Linked DNA regions of Homo sapiens: all the other regions are linked to region 1. The links are chromatin contacts, found by Hi-C or POLR2A ChIA-PET in ENCODE. All regions are on one chromosome and are shown on one strand. Each heading gives the region's core, a stretch centred on a gene start or an enhancer-like site at or near the end of the contact. The rest is flanking DNA. Distances are from core to core; before and after follow the strand shown.

Evidence for each region. Hi-C counts contacts between places; a loop is a spot of excess contacts on that map. ChIA-PET counts read pairs that join two places held with the same protein, here RNA polymerase II (POLR2A). Pooled maps may share reads with other maps.
Region 2: a map with no recorded cell type shows a loop between it and region 1 (10-fold over the local background). The contact joins two enhancer-like sites. A Hi-C loop is called at or near these places in 6 of 37 single-sample maps with no recorded cell type and 5 of 50 pooled maps. POLR2A ChIA-PET finds 5 or more read pairs at or near these places in 2 of 52 experiments (OCI-LY7 and Panc1).
Region 3: a pooled map shows a loop between it and region 1 (8-fold over the local background). The contact joins two enhancer-like sites. A Hi-C loop is called at or near these places in 5 of 37 single-sample maps with no recorded cell type and 7 of 50 pooled maps. POLR2A ChIA-PET finds 5 or more read pairs at or near these places in 2 of 52 experiments (Panc1 and activated CD4-positive, alpha-beta T cell).

The regions. Positions count from the first base shown.
Region 1 is chr3:71,085,258-71,089,686 of GRCh38, forward strand. The region is part of intron 7 of FOXP1 (forkhead box P1); the gene reads right to left. LOC124906247 (a long non-coding RNA gene) reads left to right here. Exons shown (of 2, transcript XR_007095956.1): 2 at 1-3,458. Among named protein-coding and RNA genes, the nearest start is that of FOXP1-AS1, 200 kb to the right of the region's middle. RefSeq lists an enhancer at 2,587-2,686. Within about 2 kb of position 2,099, at least 7 of the 41 ENCODE cell types and tissues checked have a DNase peak (open chromatin) inside an H3K27ac peak, as active enhancers do; they include OCI-LY7, where a contact is called at or near this core.
Region 2 is chr3:71,562,691-71,567,119 of GRCh38, forward strand. All of the region lies in intron 2 of FOXP1 (forkhead box P1), which reads right to left. Among named protein-coding and RNA genes, the nearest start is that of FOXP1, 19 kb to the right of the region's middle. Within about 2 kb of position 1,826, at least 5 of the 41 ENCODE cell types and tissues checked have a DNase peak (open chromatin) inside an H3K27ac peak, as active enhancers do; they include OCI-LY7, where a contact is called at or near this core.
Region 3 is chr3:71,545,327-71,549,755 of GRCh38, forward strand. All of the region lies in intron 2 of FOXP1 (forkhead box P1), which reads right to left. Among named protein-coding and RNA genes, the nearest start is that of MIR1284, 5.5 kb to the left of the region's middle. Within about 2 kb of position 2,690, at least 2 of the 41 ENCODE cell types and tissues checked have a DNase peak (open chromatin) inside an H3K27ac peak, as active enhancers do.

The sequences.
Region 1 (4,429 bases), core at 849-3,348:
TCAGCCTCCTAAGTAGCTGCGACTCCAGGTGCATAACACCACATTCAGCTAATTTAAAAAAAAATTTTTTTTTGTAGAGATAGGGTCTCCCTGTGTTACCCAGGCTGGTCCCGAAGTCCTGGCCTCAAGCAATTCTCTTGCCTTGGCCTCCCAAAGTGCCTCACATCACAGGTGTGAGCTACTACGCCAGGCCCCACTTAGCTTTTTTTACTTCACCCCATTAATATTTAGTATCCCAAAGTTTCATTTATTTTCCTGTTACTGTGAAATTCCAGGTGAAGATTACTGGGCTCCTATGGCTTCAGCTTTTTACTATTAAGGAATATTATATTAGAATCATCAACAACAATCCAGTGAAATTCTAATAACATTATTAGCACCTTTCGTTAAGCGTATGTCACATGCTGTGTGTCTCTAGCTGGGTGCTTTATGTCCAAGTTTTCATTTGGTTCTTGTATGGTGGGTATCATTTATGGCCTTTTTTTTTTTTTTACATGGAGTCTCACTGTGTTGCCAGACTGGAGTGCAGTGGTGTGATCTTGGCTCACTGCAACCTCCGCCTCCTGGGTTCAAGCGATTCTCCTGCCTCAGCCTCCTGAGTAGCTGGGACCACAGGCGGGTGCCACCACACCCAGCTATTTTTTGTATTTTTAGTAGAGACAGGATTTCACCATGTTGGCCAGGATGGCCTTGATCTCTTGACCTCGTGATCTGCCCGCCTTGGCCTCCCAAAGTGCTAGGATTACAGGCGTGAGCCACCGCACATTTACGGCCATTTTATAGACAAAGAAACAAAGTTTTCTATTTTGCCCAAGGTCATGGTGGCAGGTCACGATTCAAACATGAATCCTTTGTTTCTAAAGCCTAAAGAGACTCAGGATGACATGGCTGAAAATTCTAGCATTGGAACTGCAAATATCGGATTGAAATCCATCACAACTGTATTCTTTGTAGCTGCAAACCTGAAACCAGTGTCTCATGTTGACAACTGGCCTTGCCCATGTTTTGTCCTTGGCCAAGGGGCAAAAAGAAAGCTCTGCCCTCTTTCAGACTGTGCCCATTACAGTTCTAGCTTACTTATCTAGGACTGCTAGTTAATTTCATATTAAGGAAATCTGTGAGCATCCCATGAAAGGGGATCTTCTCTCGTTCTTGCTTATGTGACAACAACATATACAAACATCATTATTATGCAATGTACCGGGGGGAAAGGGAGCACATTTGATAAATGTCATGATAATTTTATTCTTCGGGAATCTAAAATTGCTGTTGCCTTTTCTAATCTCCAGTGTCTCTAGCTGGTCCAGAGATAACGGCTCCCATCCCAGGCTAGAGACTCCATCTCTAATTTCCCCAAGTCTGTCAATGAGAGGCAGGGACTGAAATCCCAAGTTCTGTCTCACCGGATATTTTCCAGGAATGCCTCTCTTCCAAATCATCAGCGACATTTAACATGACCCTGAGCAGCAAACTTCTGCCCCAGAGGAAAGCAGAAAACCAATTTATGTAAAATTAAAAGCGATTTGCTTGATCCATCACTTGCTTCCACTCCCGTCCCACTTTCAACTGCAACACATTCAGCTGGAATTACAGGCTACCTCTTCGTCCTGCACTGGGGCATAGAATCTATCTATGCACAACCATGGAGAACAAACATTACAGAGAAAATAATGACTTTGGAAGCACCAGGCACCCTACCCAAACACAAGCTACATGTGTGTTCACAGATGGAAACTAACGGCTGTTTACCCTGAAGGCCCCATAAGAAAAATGCAGTCACCATAACAGTAAAATGCAACTTACTATTCAACATGAAACAAAGTGAGATAAAGAGAGGGCTAGGGACTGAATTCCAACAAAGAGCTCTTATAGTACCTTGGATTTCCTCGGGACAGTCCACACCATTCAAGAGCTGTGCAGGCCCTGAAGAGGTGAGCTGCACAACTGATGAGATCAAAAGACCAAGGCAGGAAAAGGGTTGCAGGTTAGCTCAGTTCTTTGTTGGGTGGGTCAGAGAACAGAACTCATGTGACATCATTTTGTGTCTTGCTCTGGAGGTGCACTTAGCAAAGCCAGAAATCCAATGTTAATTGATCAAACAACGACAACAAAATACCGGTTTTGTCTGGCAAAGGATTATGCAACATATTGATGTAAACGGCATCGAGCCGCATCAGAGGTACTCTGACCATTTCCTTGATGCAACAAATAAGGGCACGCATTCCTTGTCAGTGCATCACAAAATGACAACAAAAGTCATCCAAGGTTTCCTGTTGAGAGATGCCAGCTGGTATTGACAAAGGCTTAAGAGTGTCTTTCTCAGACCTCTGTGGTTTAGCACTTTGTCAAAACAGGATACTATTTAAATTAAAAATTTACTGATTCAAGTTCAGAAAAACCCTGCTTTGCTGTTTTTATAACCAAATTTGTGGGTGGGGAAACTTTGACCTTTATTTTTTCTTTTTTTATGACACCTTATATGGGTCTGAGAAGGTACTATATTTAGCAGGCTAGATTTGAGAACTAAGGTGTCTAAGCAAGATGACTATCACTTTCTATGAATTACTGTACATGTGAAATCATGGGCTTGTTATATTATGCAAAAGCGACTCATGTGAAACAAACAAAAATACCTGTTTGCATGTATAAGTTTTGTAAAATCTTTGTGGGGAGAGAAAGGGGAAATACACACTAGACTAGGCCACGGCATAATGTACCTCCCATGTGAATCTGGCTTAGTGTGCAAATGTATGTTTTCAGAGAAGGCTAAGCCAGGGCTGTAAGACTATGGTCAAAAAAGCAAAGCTGACGGTCAACCATAAGCAGTGCAGTGGTGAGAACCAAGATGCTGGGGAATAGATGGAGTCTCTGGAAATTGCGAAAGAGCAACCAAGCTTGTTTCTGATTGGGGGCTCTTAAACTTGCTCTTCCCCGAACCTGAAACTTTCTTCCCTAGATAGACGCAAGACTCAGTCCCTCACTCAGTCAAGGTCTCTACTCAAAGACCATTTCCTCAGAGTCCTTCCCTGGCCAGCCAGTCAAACATGGGACTGTCATCACCACGGTGTTTATCTTAATCTACTTTGTTTTCTTACAGATTTCATCGTCACACAACATGTGGTGATACATTGTTTTGTTTTTTGTTTTTTTTTTTTTGGCTTACCAGTTTAATGTCCCATAAGAATGTAATCTCCCGGCTGCTTTCTCTGCTGCTCACTCTAGGTGCCTCACTCTAGGTGTCTAGGTCAACACAACCACCCAATAATTTGTCAGATGTTTGTTGAACAGGGAATCTCATGAACAGTCTATTTGAGTTGCGTAAAGGATCTCATTATTTTTCTTGAACTTTCACCTGTCTAGCTAACTATTTATGGGAAAGGTACTAACAAAGTCATTCCAATGATGTCAAAGACTTCTGAGACACCAGAGATGCAGTTAGATATAAATATTAAACTACTTATTTTGCCTTAAAATCACTCTGAGATTATCTTTGAAGGTCTTACAGCTTTGAGAATATGCAACTTCCCATTGTTTAGGGGGAAACGCTGGAGGAAATTTGCATAATTTGAGAAAGAAATCGAACTCACCAAATACCTTAGTGCAGTTCATCTCTTTTGTCAATCTCTCTTTCTTATTAGTACAGGCAAATCTTTTAGTGAAGTGAATAATACTTTGGCCAATGACCTTACGCCAAGAGTACACCAGTGCTCAGGTCACATTTTGACCTTTCTTCCATCCAACATAGCTGAAGGATATGACACTTTATAAACAATTACACTGACTTGCTCTTACTCTGATTCTAAATAGGGCTAATGAGGAGGTTGGAATCAGTGGCACCCAACCTCCGAAACAAGCCCCAAAGATTCTCACCATTTGGTATTCATGCCTTGGATAGTACCTTCCAACACCATGTCAGGGCCGGTCTCTGTGACCAATAAATATGGCAGAAGTAATGGTATGTGATTTCCAAGGCTAGGTCACAACTTGGATCACTCTGGGAAAAGCCAGCTGCCACATCACAAGGGCACTGAAGTCACACTATGGAGAGGTCCACAGCCTGAGAACTTGAGGCCTCCTGCTGACAGCCATGTGAGCGAGCCATCTTGGAAGCGGCTCCCCTAGCCCCAATCATGCCCCAGCCTCACATTTTGACTGCAATCTCATGAGATGCTATGAGCCTGAACCACCCAGCTAAGCCACTCCCCTATCTCTGACTCACAGAAAGTGTGTAAAAGAATAAATGTTTAAACTGTAAGACACTAAGGTTTGGAGTAAATAACAGAGTTATCCAAATCTGATCATGAGGGCAGTTGCATGTCATCTGGCTTGCACACACTTTCTTCCTGCAGGAACACTCTTCCCTGCCCCATCCTTGCCACATGGGGATCACTACTACCCACAGTCCTAGTTAAGAAAGAGGAACTCTAAT
Region 2 (4,429 bases), core at 576-3,075, 480 kb after region 1:
GTCACCCAAATACTAAGGGACCACACTGAGGCTCAGTTCTATTTTGTCTGCTTCAGAGATGATACATGTCAGGAATAGAATAATTTGGTTTTTCTATTAGTGGAACTGGATCTTTCTTGGGTCTTACTCAAATAAGAAGTTGAGCAAAGACTTCTGGGCCCAACAGATACATAATCTGGACTTCCTGGGCCCATTCCTTTGTCTCTATTTTATTTGGTATTCCCTCCCACTCATGCAATCGCTCCCTGTTCTCATCCCTTCCTTTAAGAGCAATGGGAAGAGAAGCATTGTGCCCCTAGCAAGTGCCCTTCCAGGAAAATACAGAATGTGAGCCTGCTGAGGTTGGAGAGATGAATGAGGAGCCAGGCTGGCCATGCAAGGCAAAGTGGGAGCAAACTGCAGAGGGGTGTGTGTATGTGTATGTGTGTGACTGTGGCCAGGGAGTGGCTGGGGAGGAGCAAGCTGAAGGAAAAGGAACAACATCCTGGCTCAGTGGAGCCCTAGGGGAGAGATGCAAAAGCTCTGGCTACTCTATGGGGTGCAGTAGGTTGTTTCAGATGCTTTCTTACTAAAAGCAAGACATAGATGGGCATCTTGTACATATGACCCACTTCTGAGTTTAACAAAAAAGGGCACATGGAGAGGCCCCCTAGGATGGCAGACCAAGCTGGGCAAATTTTATTCAACTCAATGCATGTCTAAGGGCTCAGTGCATGCAAAGATCGGCAACTGGCTGAGAACAGAGTCACCTTACCTACCGCAAAGGCAAAGCAACTGTGGGTTCTCTCTAAATCCTTCAGGACAAAGAACCAAAGTAAGTCTTAAGGACAATGCTTTATTTAGATATAACCACCGGGCTGTGAGAATATTTAAACATTTGGAAAACTTTGTATTGTAGCCATGAAAATGTGGTATTCTAGTCTTGGGTCTTCAATATGTAAATTTTTCTACATTTCAGAATATGAGGATATATGTAACACAGTCTCAAACCCAGAGGAGACTTTGTAACTCTATAAACAGGGTGTGAATTCACTTATTAAAGATATTTTCCTTGCACCCAAGGTGGAACGTCAAAGACAATGTGACCAAATGACAACTGCAATCCTGTGCCACTCGACAAGTAAAACCGTGTTTTCAACACTGTCTCAAAAAATGAGGGCTTTCCTCTCTCTCACCTTTCCTAAGGAGCTGGGCAAGCTGGTGCCAAACTGCCGTATGACTTCATCTCTGAAATCTGAATGGCACGTGTGAATACCCACAGTATGCCAGATTATCAGTAAGGTGATAATGCTTGTATATTATACCTGCTTGGCACCATTTGAATGAGGTTCCCTCAGGCCACTTAAGGTTTCACTTCCTGTTACTTGCACCTGCACTAATTTCAGAAGCAAATAAAAAACCCAGCAAAACCGTATTTTAGGACCTTATTCAAAAGCAAACAGACAAAAACCAAAGCAAGTCAACACAAACCCCAAAACACAGCAATAAGGTAATTAACCTGATGTTCCAAAGCTCATGCCACATATACAAGGTAGGCTTCCTTCAGTTTTTTCGTAATCTTTGCAAAGTTCTCATCCGTTATCTGCCTTGGCTATTTAATGTGACTTTTAACCAATAACGATACAATAGTAATAATCAGAAAAGCTAACATATATAAAGCTCCTGTATTTGCCAGGCACCCTGTGTCACATTCCACATGGATTATCTCATTTAATCCACCGAACAAATTGATGAGGTAAGTTCTTTATTCTGTCCTTTTAAACCCACACAAACATACACACACATTTATGGAAGATCAAGGTAAATCAGAAAGGTTAATAAGCTTTGAGTCACCCAACAAGTGTTAAAAGTCTCTGGTTGGCCGACCTTGAGTCGCTGCCCGTAACTACCACGTTGCAGTGTGACTGACACACATGACCACATTGGATGAGGATTTGGTTACACCCTTGGCCAGTGATGCAGGCTGAGATTAGCAACACTCTTTATCCCTGGAGTTAAATGTCAATTACAGAGTTTTCTTAAAAATTATTTGTAAGTGGGAATTTATATTTCAGTGGACGGGCAGACAATCATTTTGGGGAAGTTATTTCCATAACATTTTTGGAGGATGGAAATTGAAAAGAGAAAGAAAATAAATCAAATCATTACAGGCAGTGGCTCAGGCCTGTAATCTCAGCACTTTGGGAGGCTGAGGTGGGTGGATCACCTGAGGTCAGGAGTTCAAGACCAGCCAGGCCAACATGCTGAAATTCCGTCTCTATTAAAAATACAAAAATTAGCAGGGCGTGGTGGTACACGCCTGTAGTCTCAGAGGCAGGAGAATCTCTTGAACCCGGGAGGCGAGGTTGCAGGGAGCCGAGATCGCACCACTGCACTCCAGCCTGGGCGACAGAGCAAGACTTTGTCTCAAAGAAAAAAGAAAAATGAAAGAAGTCAAATCATCCACTGAGGAGTTAGGGGCTATACAGATACCAATGTCTTCTGTCAATTTGTCCATAGTGGAGTGTTAGGGGTTAAAAAAAGGATGAGAAATGATGGCTTCACGGGCTTCAGACTACCAGACCACATTAACCCACGGGCAGGCCTTCTATAGGGATACCAGGCACACTGCAGCAGGAAGGCAACATTCCTTATTGGTACCTTTGAAACAGTACTTTATTGTTAGGATATTTTATTTTGGTTGTTACCAATTCGTTGTGTAAAACTCGTTGGGTAAGAGAGAGTCTCTGCTAAATACACATATTTGGTGGCAGTGATGGGGGGGGAGCTAAACAGACTCTTAATAAGAAATTCAAATCAAGAATTACTCAAGACGACACCTGCCTTCTGGCCTAATGGAAAAATCAATCTGTCAGGTCTTAATTAAGTGCTCAGGCTAGAAAGAAAAAGCGGCAGCTTATACTTGGTATAGTACCTAGTATATTTTCGGTAGTCAAAATGTAACTAAAAGCCGTATTTGTTGCAGAAATGGTAACTATGCATAAAGATGGCCCATTTGATCCTGGGCGGCCATCTATTTAGTAAATAAAAGGTTGAAGCAGATGAATCTCATAAGCTTGTTGACAAAGATCTCTACGCATAATGATGTTGGGTTTGGATGTTTAAATGATGTTTGTATTAGAATGCCCAACTGAGGATGTCCAAAAATAAGGTAGGGGGTAACGCTGGGTGATCACAGAGCAATACTTTCTGCCCCAGAAGTCATTTGGGGTCGATAAAGGAGTACATGAGAGAAGAGGTGAACAAATGAGATATAAATAAATCAACGAGTGAATCAGTCAATAAATGAACACAGATCCATGTGTTACTTCCACAATGGCCAAGGAAACAACCAATTCTCCACTCTATTGTGTATAATCTCCCAAAAGCGCACAGGTATATGAACATCCACATCTCTCACTGACCACCATGACAGCAGTTAAAGATTCTGCCCGAGCCGCTCCTCATGCACTCAGCACAGATGTGGCTGAATGTGCGTCTCACGGGGGTTATGATCACGGTAGGGAGTGACAGTTGGCAAATGTGAGGTCCCTCTTCCCAACCTGCAAAGCAGCACAGCCAGTTTATTCTCCAACTGCCCTGACAGAGGTGGGGAAATAGAGACATTGAAAACGGTGAGTGGATTACAAGTTAATAACTGGTTTGCAAATGGTGAGCTGTCCTGAGCCACATTCTCGTTCCCCAAGGAACTCAACACCAGACACCTTGCCAGGGAAAAATAATACAGACAGACTACGTAAACACATTCAAATCCCAAACCTGACTATAAAACCCTTGTGTAGTCTAATGTTTGACCCAACTAAAGTATCATTTCCAGTCCCTGTAGTGTGAAAATTAAGGTTGTTGTGAAAAGGCAATCCAACGGGCAATTTGGAAAATAGATAGGAATGCTCTGACGTTCAAAATCTATGACTGTGAGGGAGAGAAGCCCAACAGGGGATCACGCATTTTTCCTTCCTTCAACTTATTTTTCCTTCCTTTCCTTATTATGTACCAGACCCATGGGTGGGGAAGTCAATGCTGTTCTCTGGAAAAAAAGCACTGTGCCCTCCATTGATTTTGAAAGAGCACCCTCCTGAAGGCGCTGGGCTGACACCAGTGCCCACCTGCTCTGCTCATCTTCAGCTTCAAAAGGCCACAGGGACATGAGAAGTGTCTCCTTGAGCCTGGGCCCTGGGTGCTCCTAATAATCTCATCACACCCCATCCCCTGAAACACACACACACCCATCTTCTCCCTGGGCTCTCAGAATCAGTCTCTCCCTCACCTCACAAAGCACTCCCTCCCAACATTCACAGCCCCCACAAAACTGCTGCATACCATTGTGTCAGGAGGAGCTATTGTGCTGGAATGATGAGGATAGGAAAAAAGAGGCTGATGGCCCAAACAATGTGGGCAAAGTGGGAACAAAGCAAAAAAGCACAGGAGA
Region 3 (4,429 bases), core at 1,440-3,939, 460 kb after region 1:
TGTTAGAATTTCCCAAATCTGAGAGAAATAATGGTTTTCCTAATAGCTCTTTATTGCACATTTATCATTCCAAAATGTAAATCCATCCTATGAAAATAAATGAATCAGAGTTACACAAGATTTCAAAATTACTCTCATTTTACTTTGCAAATTACACTTAGGGTAAATATTGATGGGGTTTTGTTTGTTTTTAAAAATACACATGCTGAAGGACTGAACTGCCTTATGCAAATATTTATCTTCTAGAACATTATATGCTCCTTAATGTTTGTTTAAAATCCTAAAAGTTTTCAGTAACTGCAAGATTTCTATTTAATATGCAATTCCATAATAAATAGCTATAATATAAATTTAACCTATATATATCGTTTTCGCAATAGGTAGGAACCAAAAGTAAAAGTCTGAAGAACCTACAACCCAAATATGATGTAAGCCAGCTTAAGATTTTGGAAAATATTACATTCCTAGAAAACAGATTTTTAAGCTATTGCCATGTCCCTTTTGTTGCTGCATATTTAAAAGTAATCACACTCTCCCTGGTTTTCACTGTTTTATTCATCTTAAGCTCCTCTACCAGTGAACCATGGGCACAGGTTTCCAGAAATCACTTTAAATGTTGCATATATCCTGGCAAAAGTCCAAAATTCTAGCCAACATCAGTATTTTCGAGTTAACCTTAATCAACTCTATTGCCTTTCAAAAGTGGAGACAATGCACTTGACCCTTGTTCCATGGAGTATGTGTGTGTGGCTTTTCCCCAGGAGGGGTCATGGATTTGCATTAATCCATACAACACCTTCCCCCACCCACCTCCCCACACTCCAACATCCAACTGCAGACATTCACAAGCCAGCTGGCGAGGGTTAGTGGTCGGTGGCCAGGTAAGAGAGTGAAGGTAACTGGTCCACAAGAGGCAGGAATTCCCACTTTGGCCTCATTAGCAGCAGGGCCAAGCAGCCAAGGCTAAAGTTAACATTCACGAAATACACCTGGCTAATCTTGTAAAGAATAAAGATTTGCTCATTAACTGAGCTTAGAGAAAGGTGTGACCCACAAAACCGAAGAGCTATTTTCAGGTCCTTAATGGTCCAAATTTCGTGATCAAGTTACAAATTCCATGTGGTTCTTCATAAGGTCCCTTTAAGAAACTTTTCGATGATGGAACAGTGGAGCCTCTGGCCATGTCATTCATATACACACAGAGATGCACAAACACCTACCCACCACTTCTATGATGCAGGGTTGAATAAAGCTTAATGGAAGTTAACCTTCTAGCCTGGGTGCAAGATACCCAACCACCGAGATGCTGTTCATCAGGTACCCCAATGCAGCGAAGCACACCTCCAAAGCCTTGCTGAATGGCACTAGCACCAGTGCCACTCCTTGCTCATTTCTAAGAGGCTCCTGGACAGTGAAGTCAGGGAGCTGCCTAGCCTCTGCAGCCCACTCTAAACGGACGATGATTTGCTGATGGTGATTTCTCCTGCAAGGACTACCCAGAGCCACTAATGGAGGCAAGCGCTGGCTTGTTGCTTGAGCTTTCATCTGAAAATAAAACTGAAGGGTCAATTTTCATCATGAGCTTGAGAAAAGAAGGAAATTGCAAAGAAAGGAAGGGGAGAGAGACAGAGACACAGAGAGGAAGAGAGAAAGGAAGGAAGGCAATTGCTTGCTACGAAGACAAAACAAATTGTGAAATCTAGAAATAAATACTCAGGGCTGAATTCTAACACAACTGTCACTGCTGTCAGTTTTAGGAAATAAAACTCTTATGAAATACAAAAAGGTTCAAGGGGGAATTCAATCTATCTGAGTTTTACATAAACTAAAAATTACAGGTTTCTGAAACAGTTGGGATTAGCATTCTTCTTAGGTAGTTTAGGAAAGGTTACCCTTTCCTCCCCTTCATTTTAACACTGTGAGGGGTCTGCCTGCCTACCAAAATGCAACCAGTGCAGCCCCAACCACCAGATCAAGGAACAAACAGTGCAGGACTAGACAGCAGGTTTGTGGAAACCCAGCAAGAACGCTCTTCTTTGAGGAAAGGAGGGCTTGGCAGGTAAACAACCATATCAGGCCTTATCCAAAAAGAAGGTAGAGGTGGGGCCTCTAGGGCGAGGCCCAGATGGTCTCCACGGATTGCTGTGCTCCTTTGGGCCCCGTTTGACCTCTTTTTAAAGGGCTCTGAATACCACTAGGGAACCAATGTCACCCAGCAAGGGCCACTCAGAGCCACACTTAAGGGGCAATGCATGTATTTTCTTCCTTCTATGACATTAGAAGGCAACTTGCTGTTCTTGGGGCCCAAGGCAGAGAAGAATGTGAACACACAAAGTTCTTGTAGAGAATTAGTCCTGGCACAATTACCTAATGGCCTCTTCAACCAAACACCTGGTTGGCTACTTATCAGTAGCAACCCTATAAGCAACCCATTCCAGCAAGGTCCAGAGAGAAGAGAGGACAGCTGTGACTATTCAATCCTTTGGTGGTCATCATCACCTCCCATATTTATGAGGCCTTTTGGCCACAATGGTCTGAGCTCTTGTTGTGTACATCTTTATTAGTTGGAAGAAAAGGTCTAAGGTTTCTTTCCCAACTCAGAGAAGTCCTCTTAAACCAAACTGACTTAGCCAGCCCCAGGTCAGTACAAACAGTCAATTTCATAAGAGGACAAAGGGCTTTGGAAAAGAAGTGAACAGAGAGAGAGGATGAGGCAATCTGCAGTTCCTCTTTGGCTGGGGCCTCTCAATGGGGCCTCATTCTTTGTCTCAAAGATAGACAGGAATTCCAGCATGGACAACACCCCCAAGTTTAAATATACCTTTGAAAATGTGGGTGACTGGCAGATTATTGTAAACCACTGATCATCACCATTAATGTGGGTGTTTTAAAAAGTTGGCCCTATGAATGGAGGTTGAATGCAAGATCCAGCTCTAGTTTAAAACTAAACACACACATACACAAATACACACACACACAAATAGCGTAAGTTTATATGTTGGTTATTTTTCTCCCAAACAGCCTCATAACAGTCTAGCATAATTCAACGTATTTCCTGTCCCCCTTCCTCAACTGTTTTTGTTTTTGTTTTTATTTTAAGACAGGGTCTTGTACCGTCACCCAGGCTGGAGTGCAGTGGCACTCTCACGGCTTGATGCAACCTCAACCGTCAGGACTCAAGCAATCCTCCTGCCTCAGCCTCCCAAGTACTATAGGTGTGAGCCACCACACCCAGCTAATTGTTGTATTTTTGGTAGAGATGGGGTTTCACCATGTTGCCCAGGCTGGTCTCAAACTCCTGAGCTCAGACACTCCTCCTGCCTTGGCCTTCCAAGGTGCTGAGATTACAGGTGTGAGTCACCGCACACAACCCCATTTCTTTTTTATTTATTCCTTCCTCTCTATTCCCCAGCCCCCTGAAACCAGACTTGGCCTTTACCCCCCCAAAAGAAATGAGATGAAGTCAAAATAAAAAGACAAAGCTAATACTAATAAGAATCACTAATATTTCATCAGCATGTGCTATGTAAAAAGTAGTCAGCATTTTGTTTATACTGTATTGACTCATTTAGTCAAAGCAGGACCATGATGAGGTAAATATTGCCATTTTACAGATTTAGGAACTAAGGCGGTGTGTTTAAATAACATATCCAAGGTTAATAAGAGGCAGAGCTGGGATTCAAACTCAGGAACGTTAACCACTGCACAACACTGCCTCAAAGGTGTATTAACCCAAAGAAGTTAATTGTTGACTTCTGAGCTGCTAAGGGCCCACCAGTTGGTTATATATTGGGTTTTCAAGGTTAATATTAACTTAATGAGACTTATGCACTGACTCTATATATGATGCAACTCAACTCTTAGCAACATACTGAGCATACACCACTTAGAACTAACACAACCGAAAGAATGATAAATTAAATAACCTTCTCCCCTACCTAGTGTTTCTTTCATGGCAACAGTTCAGTCGCTGGGGTTTTCCCTCATCTCTAACTTCTCTACTGAGTAAAGGCACATGTTTTTAGACTCCAAAATACATATACTTTATTATTTAAAAAAATTTTTTGAGATGGAGTCACACTCTGTTGCCCAGGCTGGAATACAGTGGCACAATCTCGGCTCACTGCAACCTCCACCTCCCAGGTTCAAGCGATTCTCCTGCCTCAGCCTCCCAGGCAGCTGGGATCACAGGCATACACCATCACACCTGGATAATTTTTGTGTTTTTAGTAGAGATGGGATTTCACCATGTTGCACAGGCTGGTCTTGAACTTCTGGCCTCAGGCGATCCACCCACCTAGGCCTCCCAAAGTACTGGGATTACAGGCATGAGCCACCACACCTAGCCCAAAACATATATATTTTAATAAAACATATCTCAAATATTTCAGTTCACAGGTTAGATATAATGGGAACAAAACTGTCTCAA